Linked DNA regions of Homo sapiens: region 2 is linked to region 1. A link is an interaction called in ENCODE POLR2A ChIA-PET data of the cell type or tissue named here. Cell type or tissue: endothelial cell of umbilical vein. All regions are shown on one strand. Links, peaks and the distances in the headings refer to the core of each region. The heading gives the core; the rest is flanking DNA.

Evidence for each region. ChIA-PET counts read pairs that join two places held together with the same protein. Peaks named below come from ENCODE experiments on the same cell type or tissue, not always from the same donor. Only the 100,000 strongest peaks of a DNase experiment are listed, where the experiment ranks them.
Region 2: POLR2A ChIA-PET joins it to region 1 with 9 read pairs; 2 of 35 experiments call an interaction of 5 or more read pairs at or near these places.

What each region holds. Positions count from the first base shown.
Region 1 is chr3:192,407,922-192,412,950 of GRCh38, forward strand. The region is part of intron 2 of FGF12 (fibroblast growth factor 12); the gene reads right to left. Among named protein-coding and RNA genes, the nearest start is that of FGF12-AS2, 100 kb to the right of the region's middle. In endothelial cell of umbilical vein, for the core only: no CTCF peak of the experiment used is centred there; a DNase peak (open chromatin) is centred at 1,630; H3K4me3 peaks cover 2,432 bases.
Region 2 is chr3:192,112,790-192,117,818 of GRCh38, forward strand. It overlaps LOC124906318 (a long non-coding RNA gene), which reads right to left. Exons shown (of 3, transcript XR_007096218.1): 3 at 2,516-5,029. Among named protein-coding and RNA genes, the nearest start is that of FGF12-AS1, 120 kb to the right of the region's middle. In endothelial cell of umbilical vein, for the core only: no CTCF peak of the experiment used is centred there; no DNase peak of the experiment used is centred there.

The sequences.
Region 1 (5,029 bases), core at 1-4,000:
AAAGAGGAATCCTGGTTCCCTTCCACGGGGGTCCCGAGGTGCTTTGAGGAGGGAGAAAGAGGGCGTCCCCTCTGGGGAGCCCACTCTCCGGGCTTCTACTGACCTGGTCTCCGCCTCACCGGCCTCTTGCGGCCGCTGCAGAAGCGCACTTTGCTGAACACCCCGAGGACGTGCCTCTCGCACAGGGAGCGCCCGTCTTTGCTGGGGCTGGAGCGGCGCTTGGAGGCCGACACTCGGTCGCTGTTGGACTCCCTCGCCTGCCGCTTCTGCCGGATCAAGGAGCTGGCTATCGCCGCAGCCATAGCTGCTCAGCGAGGGCCTCAGGCCCCAGCCTCTACTGCGCCCTCCGGCTTGCGCTCCGCCGGGGCGAGGGCAGGACCTGGGCGGCCAGGGAAAGGGCAGTCGCGGGGAGGCAGTGCTAAAATTTGAGGAGGCTGCAGTATCGAAAACCCGGCGCTCACAAGGTTAGTCAAAGTCTGGGCAGTGGCGACAAAATGTGTGAAAATCCAGATGTAAACTTCCCCAACCTCTGGCGGCCGGGGGGCGGGGCGGGGCGGTCCCAGGCCCTCTTGCGAAGTAGACGTTTGCACCCCAAACTTGCACCCCAAGGCGATCGGCGTCCAAGGGGCAGTGGGGAGTTTAGTCACACTGCGTTCGGGGTACCAAGTGGAAGGGGAAGAACGATGCCCAAAATAACAAGACGTGCCTCTGTTGGAGAGGCGCAAGCGTTGTAAGGTGTCCAAAGTATACCTACACATACATACATAGAAAACCCGTTTACAAAGCAGAGTCTGGACCCAGGCGGGTAGCGCGCCCCCGGTAGAAAATACTAAAAAGTGAATAAAACGTTCCTTTAGAAAACAAGCCACCAACCGCACGAGAGAAGGAGAGGAAGGCAGCAATTTAACTCCCTGCGGCCCGCGGTTCTGAAGATTAGGAGGTCCGTCCCAGCAGGGTGAGGTCTACAGAATGCATCGCGCCGGCTGCGGCTTTCCAGGGGCCGGCCACCCGAGTTCTGGAATTCCGAGAGGCGCGAAGTGGGAGCGGTTACCCGGAGTCTGGGTAGGGGCGCGGGGCGGGGGCAGCTGTTTCCAGCTGCGGTGAGAGCAACTCCCGGCCAGCAGCACTGCAAAGAGAGCGGGAGGCGAGGGAGGGGGGAGGGCGCGAGGGAGGGAGGGAGATCCTCGAGGGCCAAGCACCCCTCGGGGAGAAACCAGCGAGAGGCGATCTGCGGGGTCCCAAGAGTGGGCGCTCTTTCTCTTTCCGCTTGCTTTCCGGCACGAGACGGGCACAGTTGGTGATTATTTAGGGAATCCTAAATCTGGAATGACTCAGTAGTTTAAATAAGCCCCCTCAAAAGGCAGCGATGCCGAAGGTGTCCTCTCCAGCTCGGCGCCCACACGCCTTTAACTGGAGCTCCCCGCCATGGTCCACCCGGGGCCGCCGCACCGAGCTGGTCTCCGCACAGGCTCAGAGGGAGCGAGGGAAGGGAGGGAAGGAAGGGGCGCCCTGGCGGGCTCGGGATCAGGTCATCGCCGCGCTGCTGCCCGTGCCCCCTAGGCTCGCGCGCCCCGGCAGTCAGCAGCTCACAGGCAGCAGATCAGATGGGGATTACCCGCCGGACGCAAGGCCGATCACTCAGTCCCGCGCCGCCCATCCCGGCCGAGGAAGGAAGTGACCCGCGCGCTGCGAATACCCGCGCGTCCGCTCGGGTGGGGCGGGGGCTGGCTGCAGGCGATGTTGGCTCGCGGCGGCTGAGGCTCCTGGCCGGAGCTGCCCACCATGGTCTGGCGCCAGGGGCGCAGGCGGGGCCCCTAGGCCTCCTGGGGCTACCTCGCGAGGCAGCCGAGGGCGCAACCCGGGCGCTTGGGGCCGGAGGCGGAATCAGGGGCCGGGGCCAGGAGGCAGGTGCAGGCGGCTGCCAACTCGCCCAACTTGCTGCGCGGGTGGCCGCTCAGAGCCGCGGGCTTGCGGGGCGCCCCCCGCCGCCGCGCCGCCGCCTCCCCAGGCCCGGGAGGGGGCGCTCAGGGTGGAGTCCCATTCATGGGCTGAGGCTCTGGGCGCGCGGAGCCGCCGCCGCCCCTCCGGCTGGCTCAGCTGGAGTGCTAGCTCCGCAGGAAACTCGGGGCCCGGGCGAGAGCCACCGAGATGGCAGGTGGGACGCAGAGCCCGCGGCAGCCAGAGTTCCTCCCGCACGGCCCGCCGACCCACGGAAGAGCGAAAGAGCGCCCAGGTGGGGCCGAGCTGGGGGCCGGGCCCCTGGAGCGCTGGGAAGCACAGCGCGCTCTAGTCAGGTTCCCTTTCCTGGAGCCCTCCGCTTCCAGACTCCCTTCTTTCCTCCCTCCCTCCCGCCACCCCTCTCCCTCCTCTCTGTGTCTTCTGTCTCTCCCCTTTTCTCCTCTCTACGCAATCCTACGTGATTGAGGTTTGGATGAGAAATTCTCAGAGGCAGAGCGAGGGAACTGCAGCTTGGGTCTGCTCCGTCCGGTCCCTCCCACAAGAGAAACACAACCACAGTGGGAGTTAAAGGACCCTAGGTGCGCAAAGAAGAGGTGGGATGGGGGAGCTGAGAAAATGCAGTCCACACTCTCTCCAATAAGCTTGAGCACGTAGAATTCTCTGTTTAGTTAGGAAGAAAGTGAACACTGGAGAAAGTAAAAATGACCTCTTGGACCTTATCGTGGGCCCCACCTATGGCTCATTTTGGAACAGGAAAAAGTGTTTCCCTTCTTCTTGGAACCCAGATTTCTTGGTTCTGTCTGGAAAGCTGCAAAGCAGGCTCAGTCCCTAAAAAGAGAGCCCAAATAAGCAGCCTGCACAGAGGATGACTCCAGGTGCGGCGAGGGAGTGATGTGGACAAGGACAGTCAACAACAAGCTGTGGAATGCAATCAGGTCTCCAGACGTGAATGTGACGACATCTGATGTTGGAGACACTGGGCAGAGGAGTTCTCCAAGTTAAAATGCAGCATGAAGCATTAATCACCCTCCATTTATGCTAAAGTCTGGGAGCGGCTATTGGTTTCTACTTACAATTTCTCTTCATATATCCCTAATCTCTCTCCTTCAGACACTTCACGAAGCATCTAGGATAGTGCGAAAGGATTAAATGTATGATTTCCAAGCACAGACAGGTGTATGTTGGCAACATCCTAATAGAAGGCAAGGAAAATGCAGGCCCTGAAGCTACTGAAAATGGATGTGGGACCCAGAGGGAACCCAGGAGCTTTCTAGATATGAGCACAAACCTATGGGCCTAGCCAAGATTCACTTGGGCAATAAGAAGGATTGAGATCTGTGACGTTGTTCAGATCAAGCAGGAGTCTAACACCCTACCATGCCCGGGGGCCTGGACCTTCCAGGCTGCCAGCTGGGCAAAGCAGAGGCTGGCAGATAGAGGCTCATGGGACAAACAGCTGGGAGGAGGATTAAATAGGCAAGACATCCTGAGGAAAGGGAGAATCCCAGCTGTCATTTGGGAAGCACACATCCCCTGCAGCAGTTCAATGTGGCTGAATGAAGACAGTGGATATATCCTTGGAATTCTAGCAATACAGAACAAGACACGTGAAAAAGACACACGCACACACACACCTCAGGTCCAAAAGCAAGGCTGAATGCATTTCCATATGTGCATCTGGATGGGGTGAGGGGCATTACTTAACATCAACTGGTAATTCTATCAATTAGGAAAATATTCACATTCCACAGATAAAATTATTTTCCTTCCTTGGCTACTAGAAGACTTGTCTCATTCTTGAGCAAGGCAGACACAGATAGTACAGTGGGCTTTGGGGGCTCCCTGTCCTTGCTATTAAACACCCACACAGACAAAGGTCAGCTAAGGGGAGTAGCCAGAGAAATAGGCAAGAGGGGGTGTATAATGAGGACTTGAGGAAATTATTGCTAAATTTGGAGTCTCTTTTATATTCTCAAAATGGGGATAATCATTCTCATCTACCTCGCAGAAGTGAATATGCATGTGTAAGCATTCTGAAAACTGGAAAATGCCAAATGAATGAATAAAATATGGCCGGTTTTTTTTTTCCAAAGAAAATGCATGAGATTCACCTGAAATGCTTGTTAACATGCTGATTCCTGATGGTCTCTCAAAACACGAAGTGGAAGTCTGTATGGGTAGAGCCTGGGAATCTGAATTCTTCACAATTTCTCCAGGTGTCAAAGTGTCAGAGTTTAATGTATGTTTGCAACATAAATAATACTAGAAGACAAAAGTAAAATATAGTACATTTCTCCAGAACTGCAGTCCTGTGCACCGCCACCCTGCGCCCCCTATAAAAGGCCTGGAAAGAGGATGTGTATTCTTTAGTCTTTGTGTTGCTGATTTTTTTCTGTAGGTTTATGAGATATGAGGGTGTGCTGGTGCAGAAGGTAACGAATACAGAGGCACAGGAGAGAAGGAAGTTATGAGGAAAGATGAAAAGGCAGGTAGCTGTTGCTGTTTGAAGTTCTCCTCTCTGTCTTAACCTGACAACATCAAGTTAGGCATTTAAAGAACAGAACAAAAACAATGTCAGCTTTCTGGGAGCAACATTCTTTCTGTGTTTAGATCTCTATTAAAAGAATGTAGTGTTTTGGATTCAATCGGACAACAAAGACTACTTTTTCCCTCGCACTCCTGCAGCTATTGTCAGAGAGCTTTTTGGCTTTTTAAGTCATCATCAGCATAATTTACTCCATTTCCCCAGTGAGAAGAGGTGAGTATAAAGAAATTTAAGAAGTTAGCTAAGACCTAAATATATGGATATTGAGCTCAGAAGCAATGCTTAAATCAATTTATTTTATATATAGAAATTCGTAGGTTTCCTACCTGGGCCACTAAATCTCATAAGTCTTTCTCCACAGTTACTCGTACATTTCCAATATCTTTGCATTTTGGGATCAGGAATGAAATTAAGCCAACCTACTGATGATTTAGGTTAAACTAACAACCAGGTATTTAAAGGGTTATGTCCCAGGGATACCAATACTTTGATTTTTATGCTTTCTTTGAACAACTTAAGAATTTC
Region 2 (5,029 bases), core at 316-4,315, 290 kb before region 1:
AAATAAAGGTTCCATAAAAACCGAAAGGATTGGGTTCAGGAGCTTTTGGATTGCTGAACACATAGGGGTTCTTAAAGGGTGGCACACCCAAAAAGAACATGGAAGCTTTGCACTTTCTCCCATACCTCACGCTATACATCTCTTTCCTCTGGCTGTTCATCCCTATCCTTTGTAATATTCTTTATAATAAATGGGTAAATGTAAGTAAAGTGTTTCCCTGAGTTCTGTGAGCCACTCTAGGAAATTAAAGGAACCCATGCAAGGGGTCATGGGCACTTTCCATTTACACCCAGTTGGTCAGAAGTCTAGGTAAAAACCTGCAGTTATGACTGGGTCTGGAGTGATGGGCAGTCTTGTGAAACTGAGCCCTCAACCTGTGGAATCTGACTCTACCTCCAGGTAGATAGTGTCGATGTTGAATTGAAAACACCAGGTAGATGATGTCCACTGCAGAACTGCTTGGTGTGTAGCTAAAAACCCCCACGCATCTGATGTCAGAAAGGGATGTGTTGAATGGCTATGTGAAAGTAGGAAAGGAGAAACACTGATTTTTTTTCTGTTTTCTTTTCTTCTCTCTTCTTCTTCTTTTTTTTTTTGAGACATAGTCTCGCCCAGGCTGGAGTGCAGTGGCGTGATCTTGGCTCACTGCAACCTCTGCCTTCCAGGTTCAAGAGATTCTTGTGCCTCAGTCTCCCAACTAGCTGGGATTACAGGCATGCATCACAGTGCCTGGCTCTTTTTCTTGCATTTTAGTAGAGATACAGCTTCACCATGTTGGCCAGGCTGGTCTTCAACTACTGGCCTCAAGGGATCCATTCGCCTCAGCCTCCTGAAGTGCTGGGATTACAGGCGTGAGCCACCATGCTTGGCCAACACTAAGTTTTTTCCATCTCCTCCAGAGGGCTTAATGACAGAAATAGCTCAAAGACATTGCAGATTTTCTTCCAGACCATAGAAATAAAGAAATAAAGAAATAAAGAAATAAAGTGAATACTGTAATAAAGCAAGTCACACAAGTTTTTTTAATTTCTTGGTGTGTATAAAATATATGTTTACTCTATACTGTAGTCTGTTAAGTGTGCAATAGTATTGTTTCTAAAAATAAACTACAGATTTTAATTTAAGGATACTTTATTGCTAAAAATGCCAACAATCATCTGAGCCTCTAGTGAGTCCTAGCCTTTTTGCTGGTGGAAGTTCTTGCCCCCATGCTGATAGCTGCTGACTAATCAGGGTGGTGGTTGCTACAGGTCAGAGTGTGTTTGGCAACTTAAAAAAAAACACCATAATGAAGTTTGTCACATCAATTGACTCTTCCTTTCATGAAAGATTTATCTGTCACTGGTGATTCTGTTTGATAGTAAGACATCTTTCAAAATTGAAGTCAATCTTCATAAACCCTACTGCTGCTTTATCTACTAAGTTTATGTAATATTTGAGATCCTTTGTTGTCATTTCAACAATGTTCACAGCATCTTCACCAGGAGTGTATTCCATTTCAAGAAATGACCTTCGTTCATCCACAAGAAACAATATCTCATCCATTCAAGTTTTATCATGAGATTGCAAGAATTCAGTCACATCTGTAGGCTTCACTTCTAATTCCAGTTGTCTTTCTATTTCTATCACATTTACAGTTACTTCCTCCACTGAAGCCTTGAAACCCTGAAAGTCATCCATGAAGACTGGAATCAGCTTCTTCCAAACTCCTAGTAATGTTGATATTTTGGCCTCTTCCCATGGATCAAGAATGTTCTTAATGTCATCTGGAATTATGAAACCTTTCTAGAAGGTTTTCAATCTACTTTGCACCGATCTATTGGGGAATCACTATCTATGGAAGCTATAGCCTTACAAAATCTGTTTCTTGAATAATAAGACTTTACTCCTTGAGCCATGGGCTATAGAATGGATGTTGTGGTAGCAGGCATGAAAACATTACTCTTCTTGTACATTTCAATCAGAACTCTTGGCAATGAGGTGCATTCTCAATGAATGGTAATATTTTGAAAGCCTTTTTTTTTCTGAGCAGTAGGTCTCAACATTAGGCTTAAAGTATTTAGTAAACTATGCTGCAAATAAATGTGCTGTCATCTAGGCTTTGTTGTTCCTTTTCTAGAGCATAGGAAGAATAGACCTAGCATAATTCCTTAGGGCCCTAGGATTTTGGGAATGGTAAATGAGCATGGGCTTCCACTTAAAGTCACCAGCTGCATTATTTCCTAATGAGAATCAGCCTCTCCTCTGAAGCTTTGAAGCCAGGCATTGACTTTTCTCTAGTTATGAAAGTCCTAGATGGAATCTTTTCCCAATATAAGGATGTTTGATCTACATTGAAAATTTGTTGTTTATTGTAGCCATCTTTATCAATTGTCTTAGCTAAATCTTCTGGATAATTTGATGCAGCTTCCATATCAGTACTTGTGGCTCCACTTCATTCTCTTATGTTATGGGGATGACTTTTTTCCTTAAACCCCATGAACTAACCTCTGCTAGCTTCCAACTTTTCTTCTGCAGCTTCCTCAACCCTCTCAGCCTTCATGGAATTGAAGAGAGTTAAGGCCTGCCTTGCTCTGGATTAGACTTTAGCTTAAGTACATGTTATAACTGTTTTCATCATTTATCAAAGCTACTATAACCTTCTCCATACCAACCATAGTTTCGCTTTCTTATTATTTGTGTGTTCACTGGACTAGCACTTTTAATTTCCTTCAAAAACTTTTTCTTTACATTCACAACTTAGCTAACTGTTTGGCAGAAAATGCCTAGCTTTTGGCCTCTCTCAGCTTTTGACATGCCTTCCTCACTAAGCTTAGTTATGTGTGGCTTTCGATTTAAAGTGAGAGACATGTACAAGAGTTGGTGGAAGAAAATACAGGTTTATTCAAAAGCTGACAGCCTGAGGAGATGGTGGACACAACCTGAGGAGATGGTGTCACAAAAACATCTCAAAATTTTCAGGCTGACCAAAGGGATTTCAAGGAGAAAGGAACCATGGAAACTAAAATGCAGGAGTGGTGCAAGGCACAGGTCTACACGTCTTATTCCAATGGCTATCATGAGTAAAGGACCATCTAGAAGCCTGGCTGGTGTCAGCTTCACCATGACTGGGTTGTGGATTAACTGCTTGCTGATCCCTTCTCTGGAAAAAAAGTATCCTGAAATCTCGCCTTCATAGCTGAATGGTTTCAATATTAGTTCCTGGAAATCTTAAGCAAGTATATAGTTAGTCACGGAAAAGAAGAGTGTCAAGTGACAAGGGAGAAAGGGCAAATACGTATGTATAAAAGAATAGAAAAAAAAGGAGGTAGCCACTTATTTTTGGCTACTTTGTTTACAGTAGTGTATGGGTGTGATTTGTGGCTCCCCAAAACAATTACAACAGTAACATCAAAGATCATTGGTCACCGATAACCATAACAGATAAAATAATAATGAGAAAGTTTGAAAATTTGGGAGAATTATTGAAACCTGACCCAGAGACATGAAGTGACCATACGTTGGTGGAAAAATAGTGCCCATAGGCTTGCCCAAAGCAAGATTGCTACAAACCTTCAATTTGTAAAAATGCAGTATCTGTGAGGTGCAGAAGAGTGAAGCACAATAAAATAAGGTGTGCCTGTATTTATCTAGGACCTACTTTTGGCTCAGCTCTTTACTTCATATTATGGCTAATTAAGTCTGCTTCTCTTGAGTTTGGAATATCAGCATCTATGCCTTTCCAAATAAAACATACATTAAATCACAGTTATGTATTACTTATGTTATTCAAGCTACATTTTATCAATAGCTACTATGACCCACAGACAATGCTTGATAATTTTCAGGTGGAAAATATTTATCCCTGACTTCTCTCTCTCGCTCTATTATACAGCTATTTCTAATACATCAGCAAAGTCTGTTGAATTTACGTTCAAATTCATCCAGAATCCAACTACTTTCCATCTCAATTACTACCATGCTGGCTAAAGTCATCATCATTTCCCACTTTAATGTAAAACAGATTTTAGTAGGTGTCCATGTTCCTAGCTCTGCCCTCTCTTTAACATATCAACCAGAATGATCCTTTGAAAATATGTCCGCTTTGTCACTCCTCTGTTTAAAATCCTGTAGTGCTGAGCCACTTTACTTATAATAGAACTAAACTTTTACAAATTCCTTCAATATTCATTGGATACTGTGCTTCCAATCTGATGTATTTTTCTACTAACATTCTTCCCTTTCCATCTGACCCATCATCAGCCATAATTGGCTTCTTGCAGTTCTATATTTTTTTCCAGACATACTGTTTTTTTTCTGCAAGGAAGACTCTTCCTCTAGATGTCCTCTTAGCTAGATCTCACCTCTCCTTCAAGTCTTAGCTCATATATCGTCCTACCAATGATACCTACACTAACTCCCCTTATTTAAAACTACAAACTGCCTACAAAATATTCCTCAACTCACATACCACATCCTACTGCCCCATCTCTGTATTTCCCACGTAGCACTTTATAGCATACTTCACAGTTGACCTATTTGTCATTTTAATTATTTACTGTTTGTTTCTCTTCCCTGAATGATAAACTTCATAGAGAAAGTTTTGTATCCCACATGCTTAGAAAAATTACTAATAGCAGGTGCTCCATAAATATTTATCAAATAAATTAATACTTATTCTCAGTTGAATGCAAACCATCTTTCCATAAATGTGAGCACAATTCTAAATTTGTGATGATGCCCTGTTGGTACTGAATCATGTACTACTCTGTCTCTGAATACATCAATAATCTTAAGTACTCTAACATTTAGTACAGTTTTAAAATTATTATATTGAGAGTATAGGAAGGAGGTTGTGATCTTATTTTAATGAACAGCAAAACCTGTCTGTACACAGACTACCACAGTAAATTATGCTGTAAATCAAATTTAGGTGTGTACAACATTAGGGGTATGAATTTCATTATAATTTGCATACTGTGGCTCATTCAGAAAATTCACTAAGCACCCTTTGTATGCCAGGAATCATGTTTGGAAATAAGAGGATGAA